Linked DNA regions of Homo sapiens: region 2 is linked to region 1. Evidence: chromatin loops called from intact Hi-C (ENCODE). Cell type or tissue: endothelial cell of umbilical vein. All regions are shown on one strand.

The links. A loop is a pair of places that touch in the nucleus more often than their neighbours do. Peaks named below come from ENCODE experiments on the same cell type or tissue, not always from the same donor. Only the 100,000 strongest peaks of a DNase experiment are listed, where the experiment ranks them.
Region 2: it touches region 1 in a loop (12-fold over the local background); 3 of 110 quality-filtered maps call a loop at or near these places.

Annotation. Positions count from the first base shown.
Region 1 is chr1:66,251,312-66,256,311 of GRCh38, reverse strand. All of the region lies in intron 4 of PDE4B (phosphodiesterase 4B), which reads right to left. Among named protein-coding and RNA genes, the nearest start is that of PDE4B-AS1, 200 kb to the right of the region's middle. In endothelial cell of umbilical vein, a CTCF peak has its summit at 2,818; a DNase peak (open chromatin) is centred at 2,791.
Region 2 is chr1:66,749,229-66,754,228 of GRCh38, reverse strand. SGIP1 (SH3GL interacting endocytic adaptor 1) reads right to left here. Exons shown (of 25, transcript NM_032291.4): 25 at 3,090-5,000. It overlaps DYNLT5 (dynein light chain Tctex-type family member 5), which reads right to left and starts at 1,770. Exons shown (of 5, transcript NM_152665.3): 1 at 1,645-1,770. In endothelial cell of umbilical vein, CTCF peaks have their summits at 1,685 and 1,895 (motif pointing right); a DNase peak (open chromatin) is centred at 1,908; H3K4me3 peaks cover 954 bases; H3K27ac peaks cover 1,395 bases.

The sequences.
Region 1 (5,000 bases):
CTAGCACATACCTAGTAAGTAGAAGAACTGAGACTGATTCCAAGTGTAAGAATTTAGACTGTTTGGTTTCAAAAATCTGTGCTTTTAAACACTATGCTTCATTTTTGCTGTTGTTGTCATTATTTTGTTTTGTTTTGAGACAGGGTCTAGCTTTGTCACCCAGGCTGGAGTGTAGTGGAGTGATCTCAGCTCACCGCAACTTCTGCCTCCAGGCTCAAGCAATCCTCCCACCTCAGACTCTGGAGTAGCTGGGACTACAGGCACACAACACCACACGCAGCTATTTTATTTATTTATTTTTGTATTTTTCTGTAGAGGCAGAGTTTTGCCATGTTGCCCAGGCTGCTCTCAAGCCCTGGGCTCAAGCAATCGGCCCACTTTGGCCTCCCAAGTGCTGGAGTTACAGGTGTAAACCACTACACCCAGCCTATGCTTCCTATTTTATGACTTGCTGCATAGTTGACATATCAAATCATACAAAATATCCATGAACTCCAAAACTGAAACAAAGTAGGGGAAACAAAAAATATTTTAAAAACTGTAATAGACATTTTAATACAGAATGAGAATTAAAAACAATGGGTATACTTCATGAAGTCCAAAGGAAACATGACAATTACAGGTTAGAGAAAGTAGGAAAGTCTTGATTGAGTGAGCAGTGTTTCAGAGGAACTTTGAAGGATTTAAAAAGTCAGGGATGGTAGATGCTGCCAATGAAGAGAAATGGCAGGAACAAAGGTACTGAAATGGGAAAATACTGAACACGCTTATTAAGATGTTTGATGGCTATTTGGGTGGAGCAGAGCATATTAGCTATAGACATTTGTAGAGAATAAGGATAGAAGGCCTCCCACGCTCATATTATGGACAGTCCAGACAAAGATTATAGAGTCAGTACTTAACTCCATAGAAAGAAATCACCCAGGCTGGGCGTGGTGGCTTATGCCTGTAATCCCAGCACTTTGGGAGGCCGAGGCAGGCGGATCACCTGAGGTTGGGAGTTTGAGACCAGTCTGATCAACATGGAGGAACCCTGTCTCTACTAAAAAAAAATACAAAATTAGCTGGGTGTGGTGGTACATGCCTGTAATCCTAGCTACTTGGGAGGCTGAGGCAGGAGAATTGCTTGAACCCAGGAGGCAGAGGTTGCAGTGAGCCATGATCGCACTATTGCACTCCAGCCTGGGCAATAAGAGTGACACTTTGTCTCAAAAAGAAAGAAAGAGAAAGAAAGAAAGAGAAAAAAAGAAAAGAAAAAAAGAATGAAAGAAAAGAAAAGAAAAGAGAAAAGAAAAGAAAAAGAGAGAGGAGAGAGAAAGGAGCCAGGGAAGGTTTTTAGTGAGATGGAAAGTGAGATGGGCCAACAGAAAAGTGTTTTAGAAAGTAAAATGCCTTGGATGTGGAGGGATAGATTGGAGTGGGGACAGACCTGGAAAGAATAGTTAGAAATTGCACCCATTCTGATGAGAACCAATAGGTAATGTCAAGAAAGGGACAGAATGAGACAACTTGAAGAGAGCCCAGAGGTTTTGCAGAACTTGACATTTAATTGGATAAGGGGTCATAAAGAAATATAATTTTCAATTTAAAAAATGGATATCTGAGAAAACAGTGAAGCCGTGAGTAGAAATAAGGAAATGAGGAGTTTCCCCTCCTGTTGGGGGAGTTTAAGGTAGTCACTGAGTTTTTAAGGTACACGTTGAACTTAAAGGTACTGATTTGTATCCGGGTGGAGACATCGAGCAGGAAGACTGAGATATGGGAATTCGAGCTATAGATTTAGGGGTTTCCTACAAAAGTAGGGATAGTTAAGGCCATGGCAGGAAGTGGCCCCATGAGGTGGGGGTACATATAAATAGGGAGCCAAAGGAAGAGCCTCAGGGTTCTTGGAGAGATACAAAAAAGAAAAAATAATCAAGACAGGAGCAGTTGTGATAAATGGAGTGTGGTGAACTGTATCAGAAACTGACCCTTTCCAACCTTTTTTCCCAAGATGAACTTTGAGATGGGTGAAGATCTTGTGGTTTGTTCTGATTCTTTTCTTTCCTTCTTTCTTGCTTTCTTGCTTTTCTTCTTTCTTTCTTTTTTTTTAGGCTAGTCAAGTGAAGTGTTCTGATTTCTGATGTGAAGTTCACATTGTTCATAAGACAACAGGATGAATTTGGGACAAGATAACGGATTTAGATTTAAGTGCATCTTCTATGACTCCCGGATTTCCAGAGTCTAGTATCTAATAAAAGCTAATTAATATAAGTAAATCTCATGCATAGGTGGTACCTTGAGCTGATGTACTGTTGAATGAGTTGGAGGAGTTATTAAAACTGTACAATCCAAAGATTAAAGGGAGATAAAGAAACATTAATAGGGCATAATGTCAACATGACTTTATCATTATGGAACTTTTGAAGTTTAGGAGAACAGAACATTCAGAAGCAAAAAATGGATTTTACAGATGCCCAGCATTGGTTCCCTTAAACAATTTGAGCTGCCAAAGCTAATGCTGTATGTTAGAAAATTGCTATTAGAGAATCTATCAGATAATTTATAGAAAGTAACAGAAAAGAAACAAAACAAAACAAAAAACTTCTCTTAGAGTGCAACCAGATTATTTATGGAACTATTATAAATTTTTAAAAATCATAATTTGATAAATCACTAGTTAAGAATCAAATGGCATAGAAATTATAAAACATTTGATTGATTATGAAAACTGATACACTTCTTACTTTCCCAAACCCCTGGAGAAGGCAATGCCTCTCAGGAGCAAGTCCAGATATTCAGAATCATTGCATTGCAAGAGCAACATCTAGTGACAAAGCCAGCACATTACAAATTTGTAGAATAACGAAATGAGCACTCCAGTCTTAGTACTGAGTCATAGAATTGAGTGTATGTAGGTCTGCTCTAAACAATAAAATGATTTTCTAGAAAGCAGAAATACTGCCTTTCACTGCCACACTCTGAATTTTATTAATTCATTCCACCTTTCTCTGTTTTCTCACTACACACAGAAATTAACTTGTAATTTCCTTAATTTTTGTCTGTCATATGGAGAGATATATACTATAGTGGTTAACAGCACAGATTTTGGAGCCAAAGTGAATTGGTTTGTTTCTCAGCTGCATTATTACTAGCTATGCGACATTAGGTAACCTCTCCATGTCTCAACATTTTTACCTGTCAAACAGGGTTCTGTGAAAATTAAATTAATTATTACATATGTACAACTCTTGATAACAGTGCTTAGCACATAAAAGCAGATTAGTTATTGAGTTATAGTTATTATCAATACCAGTAGGTATCTTTATTTTTATATGGATGGTCCTCAACTTAACGATTATTTTACTTATTTTATTTATTTATTTATTTTTTGGAGACAGAGTCTCACTCTATTACCTAGACTGGAGTGCAGTGGCACAATCTTAGCTTATTGCAACCTCCACCTCTCTGGCTCAAGTGATCCTGCTATCTCAGCCTCCTGAGGAGCTGGGACCACAAGCACGCACCACTACTCCTAGCTAAGTTTTTGTATTTTTTGTAGAGACAGGGCTTCGCCACGTTGTCCAGGCTGGTCTCAAACTCAAGCGATCCACCCACCTTAGCCTCCCAAAGTGCTGGGATTACAGGCCACCACGCCCTGCCCAATTTACAATTTTTGAGTTCACAATGGCGCAAAAGCCATATGCATTCAGCAGAAACTATACTTTGAGTACCCATACAACCTTCCTGTTTTTCACTTTCAGTACAGTATTCAATTACATGAGATATCGAACACTTTATTATAAAATAGGCTTTGCTTTGGATGATTTGCCCAACTGTACACTAATGTAAGTGTTCTGAGCACATTTAAGGTAGGTTAGGTTAAGCTGTAATGTTTGGTAGGTTAGGTGTGTTAAATGCATTTTCAACTTAGGATGGGCTTTTTGGGACATTGTAAGTTGAAGGGCATCCATAATTAAAGGGTTGCATGTCTGTATTTCCAGCTGATGAGAGCTTCTTTAATCTTAATTCATGTCTGTCCATTGCAATCAAGAGGACTCATATTTATGTTATATTTACAGTTTACAAAGCACTTTCATGTACATTATTTCATGTAGTAAGAGAATGCTCCTGATCCCAGGAAATAGTGCAACCACCTATCTTCTCGACCAAGCCTGAAACCTCCCTCTTCCTTATCCTTCAATTAAACACTAACTCCTGCTGATCCTGACTTGCAAATATGTACTAACTGCTCACTAGATCATCTGTAATATAAATCCCCATCCTCTTTTACATGAATATCATGGCAGCCTCCTGTTTGGCTCTGTAGGTTTGAGTACTAGCCTTTAAGCTTCCCTACCCTTTAAACCATTTTCTATACTGCAATCAGAGCTATTTTTTTAAAATGTTGCATTATATGTTTATCTGCTTAGTAACTCTCCACTTGCAACATAAAGGCCAATTCCTTAACATAGGCCCTTCATGATGAGGTTCCTGCTCACTTTTCCAGTCTTGTTTTTCACCACTTCCTCATCCTCTCATATCCTCTGGATCAACCACACTGAGCTGTGGTTCTCCAAAATGCTCCCACACTAACTGGAGGATTAGTTAGCACCTGGCCTCTCCTGCACTTCCTCTGCCTGCCTGACTCCTCTAGCTGAGCTGTAACCTCCTCAGAGTAGGCTGCTTTCCTGCCTGGCCAGACCTTTCAAACCAGTGCATAGCTCTCTATGCCTGCCCTTATCTGAAACTGCTAAAATTGCCTATTGACTTCTAATGTTTCCGTACCCTTGAAGACACAGAAACTGTCTTATTTGTTCACAAAGTTCCTAAATTTACATACTTATTAAAAGAGAGAATGAATATGATCCTCCTAACAGCTGGAAAGGTAGGCAGAACAGAAATTAATAGCATTATTTTGTATTTTTCAGCCTCACTTAGAGTCTGTTTACATACTGGATATCCATATAGTTTACCTCCTAGACTTCTTGGGTTCGTCTTGTTCCCATTTATTGGAGAAG
Region 2 (5,000 bases), 500 kb before region 1:
TTGTTCTGTCACCCAGGTTGGAGTGCAGTGGCATGATCATGGCTCACTACTGCCCCAAACACCTGGGCTCAAGCGTTCCTCCCAACTCAGCCACCTGAGTAGCTGGGACTGCAGGTGTATGCCATCAAGCTGGGCTAATTTTTAATTTTTTGTAGAGATAGGGTCTATGTTGCCCAGGCTGGTCTTGAACTCCTGGGATCAAGCAATCCTGCTTCAGCCTCCCAAAGTGCTGGGATTACAGGCATGAGCCACTCTACCTGGCCTATTTTATTATTTTAGAGACAGGATCTAGCTCTTGTTACCCAGGCTGGAGTGCAGTGGCATGATCATAGCTCACCGTAACTTCAAACTCCTGGGCTCAAGCGGTCCACCCACCTCAGCCTCCCTAGTAGCTAGGACTACAGGCCTGCACCACCATGCCTAGCTAATTTTTAAACATTTTTGTAGAGACAAGATCTTTCTGTGTTGCCCAGGCTGGCCTTAATCTCCTGGCCTTAAGTGATCCTCCTGCCTTGGCCTCCCAAAGTGCTGGAATTACAGGCATCAACCACTGTGCCTGACCCACCATGACTTTAAAAAATAAAATTAGGGGTAGGGAGCTAGAAAATAAATAAATAAATAAAAATTAAAATTAACCTTGCTTTCCCAAAGATTTTTTGTTGTTTGTTTTGTTTTCTCGAGCAACATTTACATAGTTTGTAAAGAGCAAATAGGACTTAACTTTTAAATAAATAATTTATTGGAAAACTCCCTCCTTCCTACTAATACTTGTTAAAAAGCTGGTAGTAGCAATGGACTTCCCAGAACTTGGACTATAACTCTAATAATGCCCTCATTGTCTACCTACAAATTTAAGTATTCATTTAAATTATTTCATAATCTATAAATGTGAGAGCCCCGATAAGGAAATACTGTGCTAGACACCAAAGCATAAAAATAGAAGAGAATCCATGCCTTCAAGGAGCTGGCAGTTGAGTAGGTAGGGCACACAAGAACATACCCTAAAACCCAGTGGCATCAATGTCAGAGCAGAGGTGCTGTGTGTGGGTGAGGCAGGCAGCGTGGTGTGTGTGTGCACGTGAGTGTGAGCGTCCTTGAGTGTGTACCTGTGAGTGTGCATCTCTGTGTGTGCAGGTGCCTGTGTGTATAAGTGTGTCTGTGTTCGTGTGTACGAAGGTGAGTGTGTTTATGAGTGTGGAAAGACACACAGCCTGATTAGGTGGGTCATTCAGGTTTTGCTGCAAAGCCACATAGACCCATCTCGGCCTCAGCTGTTTCCAAAGCTGCCCTGCAGGCCGCCCCCTCCCCAAGAAAGGCCAGAGTTGGGACCTGGAGGTCCTCATGGGTGCGGCCAGCCACAGGAAGACCGCCCCGGGTCAGGGGATGACCTTGCTGGCCGGCTCTGCGTTGGCCATCACTCTTGAAGCCCAGCCCCCAGCCATGCAATGGGGCAGGGGACGAACCGTTGGGACCGACTTTCAGTTCCCAAATTTGGGATCATTTTTTCTTATGTGTTGGGGAGAGGAGGAATAAGGTGGCGGAGAGATCGGGGCCAAGTAGGGCCATTTCTCAACAAAGGGCCGATCCCTTGCCCCCTATCCTTCCTTTGGGGTCCAGACGCGCTGCAGAGAGAGGCGACCCTACCTGCAGCAGGGAGGCTTCGCCCGGAGCCTCCCAGACCTCCGGCACTGCAGACACTGCGCGCGGCGCGGCTCCCGCGTCCCAGGCTTCATTCAGCCGGCGGCCGCCCGCGCACTCTCCCTGGACTCTGAGGCCGGTCTCCAGGGTGACCTCAAACAGAGCCCTCGGCCCTCCCCGGCCGGACTTGGCCGCTGAGTGGCCCTCTGAGCTGCCCTAAGGATGTAGAGGATCTCATCTTCACTGCCCACTGGGGGTCACTCTGAGCCGGGCTGCGTCCTGGGTTGGCGGCGAGCTGGAGGGGAACTGGTTCATTGTGTAGCGAGGAAGACATTTGGGACTAAAGACATTTGCACCCCTAGGGCCCCTCATCAAGTTCCTTTTCCCGCAGACATCAGGGGCAGGAGTGGGAAGTGCTGCGGTTTCCTAGCACAGGAAATCCGAAGCGCAAAGACAAAGTAAAGTAGCCCTGCCCTTTTCCCGGCTCCTAACGCTGCTTCGCACGTTCCCCCTCCAAGGCACAGGCGGTGGAATGTGGAGGTAAATGAGCACTTACATTGGCCAGATACCCCAGATACCGACAAACATTGGGATTTAGTCGTCCCAATAACTCTGTCAAGAAAGGAATGTTTTCCCTTTAAAGGATTTGGAAAATTGAGATTCTAAAATGTTAAATAATATGCCCAAGGCCCCTGAAACTCATGGTCTTAACTCCAATGTGTTACAAACCGGGCTGGGTTCCTTCGCTTTCCTTAACAAGACTCTTCTGAGCCTGTTAATGTCTAAGAAGCTTTGAAATGAGGCTGTTTGGGGTTGAGGACCTACCTGCTGGTATGAATGGGCTTTTCCTCTTCTTCAGCGACTATCCCCAGCCTAAGCCTGGTTTGGGCCTCCCCAAACCAAAAGCAAACAAAATAAACACTATAGGGACCCTCCTGTAGTGGGCAATCATTGGAAGCAGAAACAAGATGCCTCCAAGCATCTAGCCAAGGGCATGGCTCTTGATGAGTGTCCTGCTGGAATTAGCATTAGCTGACAGTAATACATTGGGATTCCGGTGGAGCACAGTGTTAGGATAGTGTTGGAAGAAGAGAAATAGATATTTTTGCCCATCCCAATCTCTACTCACAGAAAGATAAGAACAGGAAAGGATTGTTGATTGAATATCTACTATGGACTAGATAGGAACTGCTAGGTGATGAATAAACATTATCTCATTGAATTTGTTCAGTGACTATGACATAGGGGACATTACTCTATTTTTTTTTAAGATAAGGAAATGTAGAATCGTTGAGTAACATGCTCAAGTCGATATTTAAATCACAGAGCTGAAATTTGTCTAACTCTTAACCCTTGACCTTTGACAGACCTTTGGCCCACCATCCCTACCCTAAACATGGAATGAAGTTTTCCAGAAATGCGGGTAAAATTTTAAGAGGCTGACAGCAAAAGATATTCACAATTCAATTTATTTTCATATTTTTCATTTATTTTCCAGAAAAAGAAATCACATTTCAGTAACAACTTACATATAGAATTAAACTTTGTTCTGGAATGGGAGCCCTAGTTGCAGTAACGTGTCATAATAAATAATTGCATATTCAGGATTTTGTGAAATAGGTGATTGGGAAAATTATGAACAAAAAACATTTACAAAAATTATTATTTACAAAGAGTGATATCCATACTATTTCTAACTTATAAGGCAAGTAATGTTAAGATGGTCTCATGATTATCTTCAACAAGTCAATTACACACTTTCCTGTCACCATTGCCCAGCAGAGAGCTTTGCTGCAATTCTGTGAAGGAGCAAGTAAGTCTTCGCTTCCGTTGTTGGTTTTCTCTTGAGCACAGCATAGAAGCAGTAAAGCTTTCATTACAGACTAAGCAGTAATGGCTGTCAGAAAAAAGTATACTCTTTTGAAATAGACGTGTAGGAAAAAGGCTGGGAATCAACATTTTGACTAAATTTTGAAAGTATCTTGAGTATTTTAATTCACAGTTTTGTAAGTATTTTATGCCCAAGGTATTTTTGTGAAATTATGTACTTAGTACAAGATTAAAAAGAAATTTAGTGTATTTTTGCTACATAGATCAAAGAGAGCTCTAAATAAAGGCTACCACCAAATCAAATTACACACAGCATTTTCCTTAATTGACAGGATTTCATTACCTATAGAAACACAGCAAAATCTTTCTGAGATTCCTAGATTCTTGCATTGTTCAAGTTTAAAAAAAATCAATGCCTTACATGGCCACTTAGTAAGAATGAAAATTAATATCCGAGTATTTAATTCATATGATCTTTTACTATACAAGTGAAAAACAAACAAAAACTCTTTTTAATCGAAAACAATAGTGTTCAAACAGCTTAAAAAGCCAGCTGTATACATTACTGCTTGGCCTGTGGTGAAGCTCTGTTCATAGATAAGATTAATATATCATCATATCAACACTTGGCTTTTTCAAGAAAAATTATTCAGCAGCAATTTTCCAATTCCCCTTAGACAGAGAGGAAAGAGACACACACACACACACACACACACACACACACCCCCACACACACACAGAGAAAGAGAGAGAGAGAGAGAGAGAATATGAATTAGATAGGAGCCAATCTCTTTCATGTATGTCCATTTAACAAAGCAAGAACTAAATTCTGACCTGAAAAATCAACACAGCTATATGAATTATCATTCTAGCAACTTGAAAAGGGAAAAAAATCTGACTTTGGATCTTGGGACAGTGGTTCTTGTGATAGTTACTTGTTGTATGATTTAAAATACCTTAGAGTGATGGTGAATGAATAACATCAAGCATTTACTTTGCGAGAAAAAAAATTCATAAAAGTAATGTAAAACTGAATGAGCGAGATGGAATTAACATTTGTATGATATACTCATTCAATGGAACGTTTAAAAATTATAAATGGCTTATGATCTATCAGGCTGATTCACAAACTCTGGATGGATTAAAAACTGAACTATCTTTAGAGAAATGTAAAGTGATTCAGTTTGATTCTTTTCTATATGATAACAGACAATTTAACCAGGAAGTTTTTAAAGAAACTTCGTTAATTTGGTATAAAAGTAACTGATTGGCAAAGTAAAGCAAAGCAAAAAAAGAAAAAAAAACAGCAAAAAAAAAACCCTATGAAATGCTCATTAAAAGAGTATAGAATCTCACAAAATCTGTGCTAAACAGTGCACTGCTCTTAGCTTTCCCCAAAGTGTTTTTAATATAATTTCTGACAAGCTGATGTAAAAATACTGTCAACATTGATCTATCATGATTCAGTTTCCTAAAGCTGTTTAGTAAAACGTTACTGGAGATTATTCACTGGCATTAATTCCACACGGCAA